Linked DNA regions of Homo sapiens: region 1 is linked to region 2. A link is an interaction called in ENCODE POLR2A ChIA-PET data of the cell type or tissue named here. Cell type or tissue: GM12878. All regions are shown on one strand. Links, peaks and the distances in the headings refer to the core of each region. The heading gives the core; the rest is flanking DNA. Region 1 overlaps MGARP (mitochondria localized glutamic acid rich protein). Region 2 overlaps NAA15 (N-alpha-acetyltransferase 15, NatA auxiliary subunit).

Evidence for each region. ChIA-PET counts read pairs that join two places held together with the same protein. Peaks named below come from ENCODE experiments on the same cell type or tissue, not always from the same donor. Only the 100,000 strongest peaks of a DNase experiment are listed, where the experiment ranks them.
Region 1: POLR2A ChIA-PET joins it to region 2 with 5 read pairs; 5 of 35 experiments call an interaction of 5 or more read pairs at or near these places.

Annotation. Positions count from the first base shown.
Region 1 is chr4:139,266,447-139,271,758 of GRCh38, forward strand. It overlaps MGARP (mitochondria localized glutamic acid rich protein), which reads right to left. Exons shown (of 4, transcript NM_032623.4): 3 at 2,226-2,319; 4 at 1-595. The coding sequence ends at 153. Among named protein-coding and RNA genes, the nearest start is that of MGARP, 11 kb to the right of the region's middle. RefSeq lists enhancers at 1-900, 239-568 and a silencer at 709-808. In GM12878, for the core only: no CTCF peak of the experiment used is centred there; a DNase peak (open chromatin) is centred at 445.
Region 2 is chr4:139,320,338-139,325,721 of GRCh38, forward strand. All of the region lies in intron 1 of NAA15 (N-alpha-acetyltransferase 15, NatA auxiliary subunit), which reads left to right. Among named protein-coding and RNA genes, the nearest start is that of NDUFC1, 21 kb to the left of the region's middle. In GM12878, for the core only: no CTCF peak of the experiment used is centred there; no DNase peak of the experiment used is centred there; H3K27ac peaks cover 379 bases.

The DNA.
Region 1 (5,312 bases), core at 1-5,000, 54 kb before region 2:
AAATCTATCAGTGGATGCCAAAAATCTTCAAGACCCATTAACGTTTTCTAGAAAATAAGTCTTTTTTTTTTTAAACTAAGTGTACTAAAAACACAAAAGCACTTATCAGACACCCTATGGCATTTGTTGCTGAAATGTCTACCGGCTGGAGATTAGCCTTGAGCCGAAGCAGCCTCAGAGCCAACACTGGCTTCCTCCTGTAAATCATCTCCAGCAGAGGACTCTGACTCAGCTGGAGAATTTTCTTCTTCTAGTTCAGCATATTCATCAGAGGTTTCGTTCTTTGTTGTATCTTTATCATTATCGATGGTGACAGCTTCATCCAGGGCAGCATTTGTAACCTCTGGGGTTGTTTCAGGGTTTACTTCCGTGGTTTCCCTCGCCGCTGCATCTGTGACCTCTGGCCCGGTTTCAGCACTGACTGCTGTGGTCTCCGGAGCAGCCTCCACGTGACCTGGACAGGCAGATGCCTCTTTTATGACCACAACTGTAGCACTGGGACTTTCTTCAGCATCTACCACCTCAGCTTCCACTATAAGTTCTTCTGGGGCTTCTGAACTTGCTTTCTCAGTTTCCGCAACATTCTCCTTTTCACCTTTAAGAATTAGTCATTAAGCAAGGTATTAATTTAAAGATCGTGGGAAGGCAATGAAACACTGCGGTCGTTTAAACACCTAAGACAGAACTACATGCACTGATGTGTAACAGTCTTCAAGGTAGACTCTCAAGTGAAACAGCAAAAAAAGAACAATGTATACAGTCTGCTACTATTGTTAGGGCAAAATGAGGTTGGAGCAGGAGGGGGGTAAGTTGTATGCCTAGATAATTGTATTTGCAAAAACTCTCCAGGAGGATTCCAAGAAACTGGTTCTATTGGTTGCCTCTTGGAGGGAAAATGGGGGATCTGCTTTTCTGTAAACTCTTTGAACTTAAAAAAAAACACACTTGAATATATTACTTAGGCAAATATGAAGAATACAAAAATAAGTAGCTATCCTATTCACCTTTCATATGAGACAGCATGGAAGAGTAGCCAAGTTCCTAGCTGGTGACTCAGAAATCACTAATCCTCTCTCAATCTCATTTTTGTCATCTGTAAAATAGGGTATTGATAATATCTACTGCACAGGGTTATTGTAAAGATTAATTAAAATACTGTATATGAAAAGGGGATTAAAATAAAAAGTTCTATGCAAATGCTTATTAGTATTATAAACAACCGCATGATTATATTCAATAATATGTATTGATGATATTCTGTTTCTTATTATTGTCATGACAGGTTAAAACTGATTCATAAGCCCCTAATATCTCTATCCCTAAATAGTGATCATAGTAATTGATAATAATAGCTTGGAAAAAAGTATGGTTTAAAGCAAGAAGTGGCTAGGCATAGTGGCATATGCCTGTAATCCCAGCACTTTGGGAGGCTGAGGCAGGAGGGATCACATGAGGCCAGGAGATCAAGACCAGCCTGGGCAACATAGTGAGACCCTGTCTCTGCAAAACATAAAAAATAAATTTGCTGGGTGTAGCGGTGCATGCTTGTAGTCCTAGTTGCTTGAGAGGCTGTGATGGGAAGATTGCTGGAGCCCAGGAGTTCAAGGCTGCAGTAGGCTATGATTGCACCACTGCACTCCAGCCTGGTTGACAGAGGGAGAGCCCGTGGAGGGAAGGGGGAAAGGAAGGGGGAAGGAAGGGAGGGTGGGAAAAAGAAGTGTAGGAAGGAAGGAAAGAGTGAAAATATAAAGTTTCTGTTCCCATGGTCACCATTTTATCAACTGAAGGACTCATTATACACAACTGATTCTATTATGTCAAATGTACCTTGTTTGCACAAAGGCACACAGGTGGTCTTAGCCAAAACTGAAAGATAATTTGTTATATTATTATTTTTAGATAATGAGAAAAATGAAAGCTCATGCCTGCATGGGTGGATGCCTGAGCAGGGGAAAATAATATTACCACACAAAGGAGTCAAAAGTCACTGGTCAGCAATATAAATGTAAAACATTCATTTGTCAAATGCATTCATCCAAAAGGTGTAACAGTGTTCTTCAGGTTTCAGTTGAACTTTTCCTTTCTAAATGAACTTATACCTAGAGTCATTCTGGATTAAGCTAGGAAAGAAGCCAAAAGCAAATAGTGTTCATTGCTAGACTAAGTGGATGGAAATTAGTGCCTCAAAAAATAAATAAAAATAAAAAATTAAGAAATTCATTTACCTTGAAATGGATGTATCTCTGCTTTTGTTTTTTCTTTCAAATTTGTTTTATGTTCTGTGTGTTTGGCTTGGTCTGATGTGACTGTCTTGTAAGCCTGAAAGTAAATGTATGCTTAGGTTTATTTCTTGAGCTTTAAGATTTGTCACGCCACATCCAAAGGTACACTCAAGTCTCCCTGTAATCACCATTAGAAGTTTAAACCATAATCCCAGTGTAGCAAAGAAGAGAAATCAGTGCACACCACTTACTCTTTTACTTCCCTTTTGGAAATCTTTGTTATTAAATAGAATGCTTTAAAAAGGAAGAAAGGTGAGACAGGGGATGAGGAGAGAAAAACTACCTATTGGGTACCATACTTATTACCTGGGTGACAAATCAATCTATACATCAAACCCCCATGACACATAATTTACCTATTAACAAACCTGCACATGTACACCTTAACCTAAAATAAAACTTTTTAAAAAGGGAAGGAAATAGATGCACTATCTTAGCCAAAGATAACTAAAAACAAGGAAGAAAAAAATGAATTATGCTACAACCAGAATATCCTGACAGGCATATACAAATATTTTCTAGCATTTATCCTTGAGAAATGGAAATCTAGGTTCACATGAAAACCTGTACACAAATGTTCATGGTACCTTTATTTGTAATAGTCAAAAACTGGAATCAGGCCGGGTGCGGTGGCTCATGCCTGTAATCCCAGCACTTTGGGAGGCTGAGGTGGGTGGATCACCTGAAGTCAGGAGTTCGAGACCAGTCTGGCCAACATGGTGAAACCCCATCTCTACTAAAAATACAAAAACAGCCAGGCATGGTGGTGGTGCTCGCCTGTAGCCCTAGCTACTCAGAAGGCTGAGGTGGGAGAATTGCTTGAACCCAGGAGGTGGAGGTTGCAGTGAGCCGAGATCATGCCATTGCACTCCACCCTGGGCGACAGAGCAAGACTCCATCTCAAAAAAAAAAAAAAAAAGAAAAAAGAAAGAAAGAAACAGTATTGGGAAGAAAGCTATTTTAATCACAGACAAAATGTGCAGGCTTCCTTTCATTTTATATTTAAGTAGTCTTCTTTGGCCTGTATTCATATTAGAAAATGATATAAAAAATGAAAATCTCATTATTCAGTTACTATTGTTTGTATTAATTTAGCTTTTAAGAAAATGTTGGTAGTGGTTTAACTTTTAATGGTAAGATGATAGATTTCTAAAATTTATTTATATATAGTGTCTTCTAAATTTTTAACCATCAGAAACCAAGTACCTTATTTAAAAATTGTACTACTTAATTACAAACAATTTTACAGTGTAAAAATTATGCTGTGAAAATAGAATGTCTGTAATGTCGGGGCCGGGTGCAATGGTCCACACCTGTAATCCCAGCACTTTGGGAGGCTGAGGCCAGCGGATCACCTGAGGTCGGGAGTTTGAGACCAGCCTGACCAACATGAGAAATCTGGTCTCTACTAAAAATACAAAATTAGCCGGGCGTGGTGGCGCATGCCTGTAATCCCAGCTACTCGGGAGGCTGAGGCAGGAGAATCACTTGAACCCTGTAGGCAGAGGTTGCAGTGAGCCGAGATCGCACCATTGCATTCCAGCCTGGGAAAGGAGGGAAACTCCGTCTCAAAAAAAAAAAAAAAAGAAAGAAAGAAAAGAAAAGAAAATCTGGGTCAAGCCTGTAATCGCAGCACTTTGGGAGGCCGAGGCAGGCGGATCATGAGGTCAGGAGATGGAGACCATCCTGGCTAACATGGTGAAACCCCATCTCTACAAAAAGTACAAAAAATTAGCCAGGAGTGGTGGCGGGCGCCTGTAGTCCCAACTACTCGGGAGGCTGAGGCAGGAGAATGGCGTGAACCCAGGAGGTGGAGCTTGCAGTGAGCAGAGATCGTACCACTGCACTCCAGCCTGGGCGACAGAGCGAGACCGCGTCTGAAAAAAAAAAAAAAAAAAAGAAAAGAAAATCTATAATGTCGGGTAGAAGTGATGTAAAGTGACCCTTTTATAGCAAACTTCCCGGGGTTTAGTGAACTCAGACTTGAATCATTTGGCTTTGAAACATACAGAGCAAATATGATCAACGGGAATGATAATCAACATTTTCTGTATAAAAGCAAGGAATATTTTCCGAGTAGGGTGTGTGTTCCTGACACCTTGTAGGACCAATATGATAAGTCAGTATCCCCAGTTCTCAGTACACAAACCGAACCAGTACACAAGTTCACATCCCTGAAAGGATCATTCCAGGAACAACATTCCAAGGGACATTAGTCTCATTGCTCAAGGGGCTAAAACACAAGGCAAGAAAAAAGACTAACTTTAGGGAGAATTGAAGAGATACAATACTAGAATAATTCACCCTAATGTGTGGCCCAAAGAATCTAGGTTTTCCAAATCCAGCACAGTCGAGCACAGAGTAGAATAAAGGCCTATTAAAAGAGAGGGTCTCAAATTTAGACTTTGGCAGTTATTTACAAATGATATTAAGTATTTATTAAGTATAAGCATTTAAAATATACTACAATTTTTATAAGCCAGTCTGGTACTACTTTTTAAGATATACCAGACCAGGCCGGGCATGGTGGCTCACATCTGTAATCTCAGCACTTTGGGAGGCCGAGGCGGGTGGATCACCTGAGGTCAGGAGTTCGAGACCAGCCTGGCCAACATGGTGAAACCTCATCTCTACTAAAAATACAAAAATTAGCCAGGCGTGGTGGCAGGCGCCTGTAATCCCAGCTGCTCAGGGGGCCGAGGCAGGAGAATCGCTTGAACCCGGGAGGCGGAGGTTGCAGTGAGATGAGATTGCGCCATCGCACTCCAGCCTGGGGGACAAGAGATACCCAGACCCTCAAAAAAACTGGAGTGATCTGGGCCTCTTTCAGATTCCAATGACCCCTAATAGTCGAGGATTTTGATTGCAAATGGAAAACTGCTTTTGGCTACTAAGCATCTGTGGGGTCAATTCATAAAAATCTAATATAGAGATTATTTTAGTACAGGACATGAAATGGAAGGGGAGAACAAGTATACAGGTTTTGGAGTGCCTTACATTCAGCATTTCCTCCTGAAAGTAGCCTAAGAT
Region 2 (5,384 bases), core at 130-5,129:
TGGTGCCTGAACGGAGTATCTGTTAGTTCGGTTTTCAAAGTCTTTAATATTGTGAGTAGGGTCATATTCTTGCATGTATAGGTTAGGGGGCAAACCTAGGGATTCATAAACAACTTTGTGGTGTTGCTTTTCCCAGTTCTTTCTCTGTGATCTTCCTGAATGTTTCCCCGGGTTTTTTATTTACTTATTTATTTATGTTTTGACACGGAGTCTCACTCTGTCGTCCAGGCTGGAGTGCAGTGGCATGATCTCGGCTCACTGCAACCTCCATCTCCTGGGTTCAAGCGATTCTCCTGCCTCTGCCTCCTGAGCCGCTGGGACTACAGGCGCATGCCACCACGCCTGGCTAATTTTTGTATTTTTAATAGAGACGGGGTTTCATCATGTTGGGCAGGCTGGTCTCGAACTCCTGACCTCAGGTGATCCGCCCACCTCGGCCACCCAAAGTGTTGGGATTACAGGTGTGAGCCTCTGCGTCTGGCCTCCCTGGTGTTTTTTGAGACTGAGACTCATCATGTTGCCCAGGCTGATCTTGACTCCTAGCTTCAAGCAGTCCTCCTGCCTGGGCCTCCCAAAGTGTTGAGGTTACTGGTGGGAGCCACCTCACCCAGCCACCTTCTTTTTATCCTCTGGCTAGAAAGCTGGGCCTTTAATAAGCTATTCTGTGCTGTGCACTTTTGTGACTGTGTCTAGCTAGAGATTTATTCATTTTTTTTTTGATCTTCTCAAAGAACCAGCTTTTGATTTCACAAATTTCTTCTGTTTTTCTTATTTTTTCGTATTTTTTCTTTTGCCAAAGCCAAATATTTCTAATTTTTTTCTATTTAATCGACTCTGTTTTTATTATTTGCTTCTGCTTATGTTGGGTTAAATTTGCTCTTGTTTTTTCTAATTTCTTAAGGTGACTTCTATTAAACATTTCCATTTTAAAAATAGTTTCCATTTCTTCATTGAGATTTTCTGTTTCTTCTTAAAAAAAATTTATAGCCTTTTACTTATTTTTTTGTGGAGAATCTGGGTCTCACTGTGTTTCCCATACTAGTTTCAAACTCCTGTCCTCAAGTGATCCTCCTGCCTCAGACTCCAGAAGCACTGGGATTACAAACTTGAGCCACAGTGCCTGGCCCTTATTTGTTTTTTTTTTTTTTTTTTGAAACGGAGTCTCGCTTTGTTGCCCAGGCTGGAGTGCAGTGGTGAAATCTCTGCCCACTGCAAGCTCCGCCTCCCGGATTCATGCCATTCTCCTGCCTCAGCCTCCCGAGTAGCTGGGACTACAGGCACCCGCCACCACGCCTGGCTAATTTTTTTTTTTTTTTTTTGTATTTTTAGTAGAGATGGGGTTTCACTGTGTTAGCCAGGATGGTCTCGATCTCCTGACCTCATGATCTGCCTGCCTCAGCCTCCCAAAGTGCTGGGATTACAGGTGTGAGCCACCGTGCCTGGCCCCCTCATTTGTTTTTTTGTTGCCTTTGTGTTTTGCTTTAAATCCTTTAGTGTTACATAATAGTAACTTGTTTTGAAGTCTCAGCTACTTACGTCATTGTTATTAATATTTCTGACTCTTTTTTTATTGATTTCTTTCTCCTGTAGGTCATGGGTTAGTTTCCTGCTTGGAATTTATAGTAATTTTCCTCCCATAATTTTGTATAGTATGGATCCTAGGATATTTAATGTCTGGATCCTCTTGCCTTTCTTAATAGAGTTTTGTTTTGGCAGACAATTTGCTTGTTTATCAGCTTATACTTTTTGAGGCTTGTTTTTAAGTTTTAATAAAGATGGGTTGATATGGTTTGGCTGTGTCCCCACCCAAATCTTATCTTGAATTCCCACGTGTTGTGGGAGGGACCTGGTAGGAGGTAATTGAATCATGGGGGAGGGTCTTTCCTGTGCTGTTCTCATGATAGTGAATGAGTTTCATGAGATCTGACAGTTTTAAAAAGGGGAGTTTCCCTGCACAAGCTCTCTTCTCTTGTTTGCTGCTATATAAGGCATGCCTTTCACCTTCTGCCATGATTGTGAGGCTCCTCCAGCCTCATGGAACTGTAAGTCCAATAAACCTCTTTGTTTTGTAAATTGCCCAGTCTCAGGTATGTCTTTATCAGCAGCATGAAAATGGACTAATACATGGGTCTAGATTAATCTTATTCCTAAGGTGTGAGCTTTCTGGATCTCTGCTGAATTCTGCAGTCTTTAACGTAGTCTCTTAACTTGATACTTGGAATTCAAATGTCTGCCAGCCATGCATGAGCACCAGTAGTTGTTAGGCTCATGCTACTTGGTAATTGTTCTTTGCCCAGCTTTCATAGACCTTTGCTGTGTACCTGTTCAGCCTACTCTGTGTGAGTGTGTATATGTGTGTATTTTTTATTTTTGAGACGGAGTCTTGCTCTGTTGCCCAGGCTGGAGTGCAATAGGGCAATTTTGGCTCACTGCAACCTCCACCTCCTGGGTTCAAGCGATTCTTGTGCCTTAGCCTCCCGAGTAGCTGGGATTACAGGCATGCACCACCATGCTTGGCTAATTTTCCTATTTTTAGTAGAGATGGGTTTCACCGTGTTGGCCAGGTTGGTCTCGAACTCCTGACCTCAAGTGACCCGCCCACCTTGTCCTCCCCAATAGCTGGGATTGCAGGCATAAGCCACCGCTCCCAGCCTCAGCTTAGTATTTGACGGAGGATGGAGGATTCCTGTGGCAGATTTCTTTTTCTTTTCTTTTCTTTTTTTTTTTTTTTTTTTTGAGATAGAGTTTTGCTCTTGTCACCCAGGCTGGAGTGCAGTGGTATGATCTTGGCTCACTGTCACCTCCAGCTCCTGGGTTCAAGCGATTCTCCTGCCTCAGCCTCCTGAGGAGCTGGAATTACAGGCGCCTGCCACCATGCCCAGCTAATTGTTGTATTTTTAGTAGAGATGTGGTTTCACTATGTTGGCCAGGCTGGTCTCGAACTCCTGACCTCAGGTGATGCACCTTGGCCTTGGCCTCCCAAAGGTCTAGGATTACAGGCATGTGCCACTATGTCTGGCTAATTTTTGTATTTTTAGTAGAGACGGGGTTTTGCCATGTTGGCCAGACTGGTTTTGAACTCCTGACCTCAAGTGATCTGCCCTCCTCAGCCTCCCAAAGTGCTGGGATTACAGGCGTGAGCCACCGTGTCCAACTCCTGTGGCAGATTTCTGAAGCCTCTTCTATATATAGTTCTCTGTAGCACCCTGCCCCATAAATTCCAGCAGTTTCTAATTCTCATATCTACTCAGGTCAGTGAGACTGCTAAGCTCTGTTTAGGTCCCCCACCCACACCCCTACACCTCTTACACCTATTCTGCAGTCTGGAAGATGCTTCTAGAGACAAATAGGGATTTTTCTTGGGATTTACCCTGCTTCTCTTCTGAAACGGTAGTCCTGTATTGGCTTTTGTCCAACAGCTGAAAACAGCTATTTTATGTTTACTTTCCAGTTTTATAGTTGGCAGGAACCTCATCTAGTGTCAGTTATTCTTATACATTTGGGAGCAGAAGTCTCAGAGTGTATGGTGCCAGAATTTAGCACATGCGACTTTATTATCTATTAGAACAATTCAGTCTCTTGTTTTTTGAGGCAAGTCTTGCTGTTGCCCAGGCTATAGTGCAGCAGCCTTGTCCTCCCAGATTCATGCAATCCTCCCACCTCAGCCTCCCCAGTAGCTGAGACTACAGGTATGTACCACCAGGCCCAGCTAATTTTTGTATTTTTTGTAGAGACAGGGTTTCACCATGTTTCCCAGGGTTGTCTGGAACTCCTGCTCAAGCAATCTGCCCACCTCCACCTCCCAAAGTGCTGCAGTTACAGGCATGAGTCCAGCCCAGTTTGTTTTAATTATATCCTGGTTTGCTTCTTTGCTTCATTGTTTCTATAGCAGAGTGTTAAAATTTTAAATGTTAATTCCTGTTGAAAAACAATAGCCTGCATTATTCTTCTAGTATTTTTGAAAGTATTATGTTAGATTTTGAACTAACATATGCAGGTGTTACAGGTAGGAGGACAAATAGATACTCTGGCATTTCTTCCATAGCAAGGGAAATCCTTATTCACAGTTTTGAAATTTCAAGAACTCCCCAAACACAAGAGTTTCAGATGAGGGAATGTAGACCTGTATTTCTGTTTAATGCAATGATTCTTCTGTGGAGAACTGAAAATGTCTGTCTACTGTGTCACTTTATAAAACCTGTTTTAAGTGAATTGAATGTAAAACATATGTTGAAAGTATACCATATGTAGTATTTTGCATTTCACTTTCCGTAAATAAAAGCAAAGTAAGTTCCCTAAAAAGTTAGTTTAGGGCCGGGCGCAGTGGCTCACGCCTGTAATCCCAGCACTTCAGGAGGCCGAGGCAGGGGGATCACCAGAGGTTGGAGTTCAAGACCAGCCTGGCCAACATCCAAATTGGATATTTTTTGTTACTTTTTCCTTTCTATTCTCCTTTGTAATAAGTGACCTATTATAGAAGTAGTGCATTTCGTGAAAAAAATTGAGATCTATTTACTTAAATGCACGTTGGTTCTTGTTGAGGAGAAATGAATTAGTAGTAGTTATTTGGAGGGGCCTGCCATTCTGAATTATTTTTACAGCTCACATTGACAGGAGATAATTGAATTAATGGCATTGAATATAATTTCAATAAGGACATAGCTGAATTTCATTAATTGAGAACATAATCATTAGGATCTAAAACTCAGTTACTGTTCTAAGTATGATGAAGTAAAAAGCTAACTGCTGTAATGTAAACATATCTCATTCAAGGGGCGGGGGGTTTAGTTTTTAATTTTCCTGTCAGTTATTTGGAGGGGATTATCTAGTTTAATTTTGTATGTTCACTTCTCACTTTATTTTGGGCATTTTTATTGTCCATTTGATTATAAGACTGGGTAAGCAATGTAACAGTTGAATTTGTTGATTAGAAGATCTTTTAAAAGATAAAAATTTTGGGTTTAATAACCTTTAACATTTAATAAAATTTCTGTAGGTGATGGAAAGAGCTTTTAACCAGGAGTCAGAGAGCCTAAATTATAGTCTTAAATTTTGCCACTAGTTAGGTATGTAATCTGGGGTAAGTTACTTGTTTTCTAAATTTTACCTCTACAATAAGGATTAAACCTTTTGTGCTTATGGGATTATCATGCTGATTAAATGTTACCGAGGAGTCTCTTTGAAAAACATACGATAAACAAATAAAGGTGTTTCCAGTCACACCACCAAAAATACCAATTGGAATCCTGAATATTTTAAAAATCAGCTATGTAAAATAAAGTTACATTGTGCATGTCAAGTAAGAATATCAATTTTATTTATTTTTTAAGAGACAGTGTTTTGTTCTGTCGCTCAGGTTGGAGTGCAGTGTTACCATCACGGCT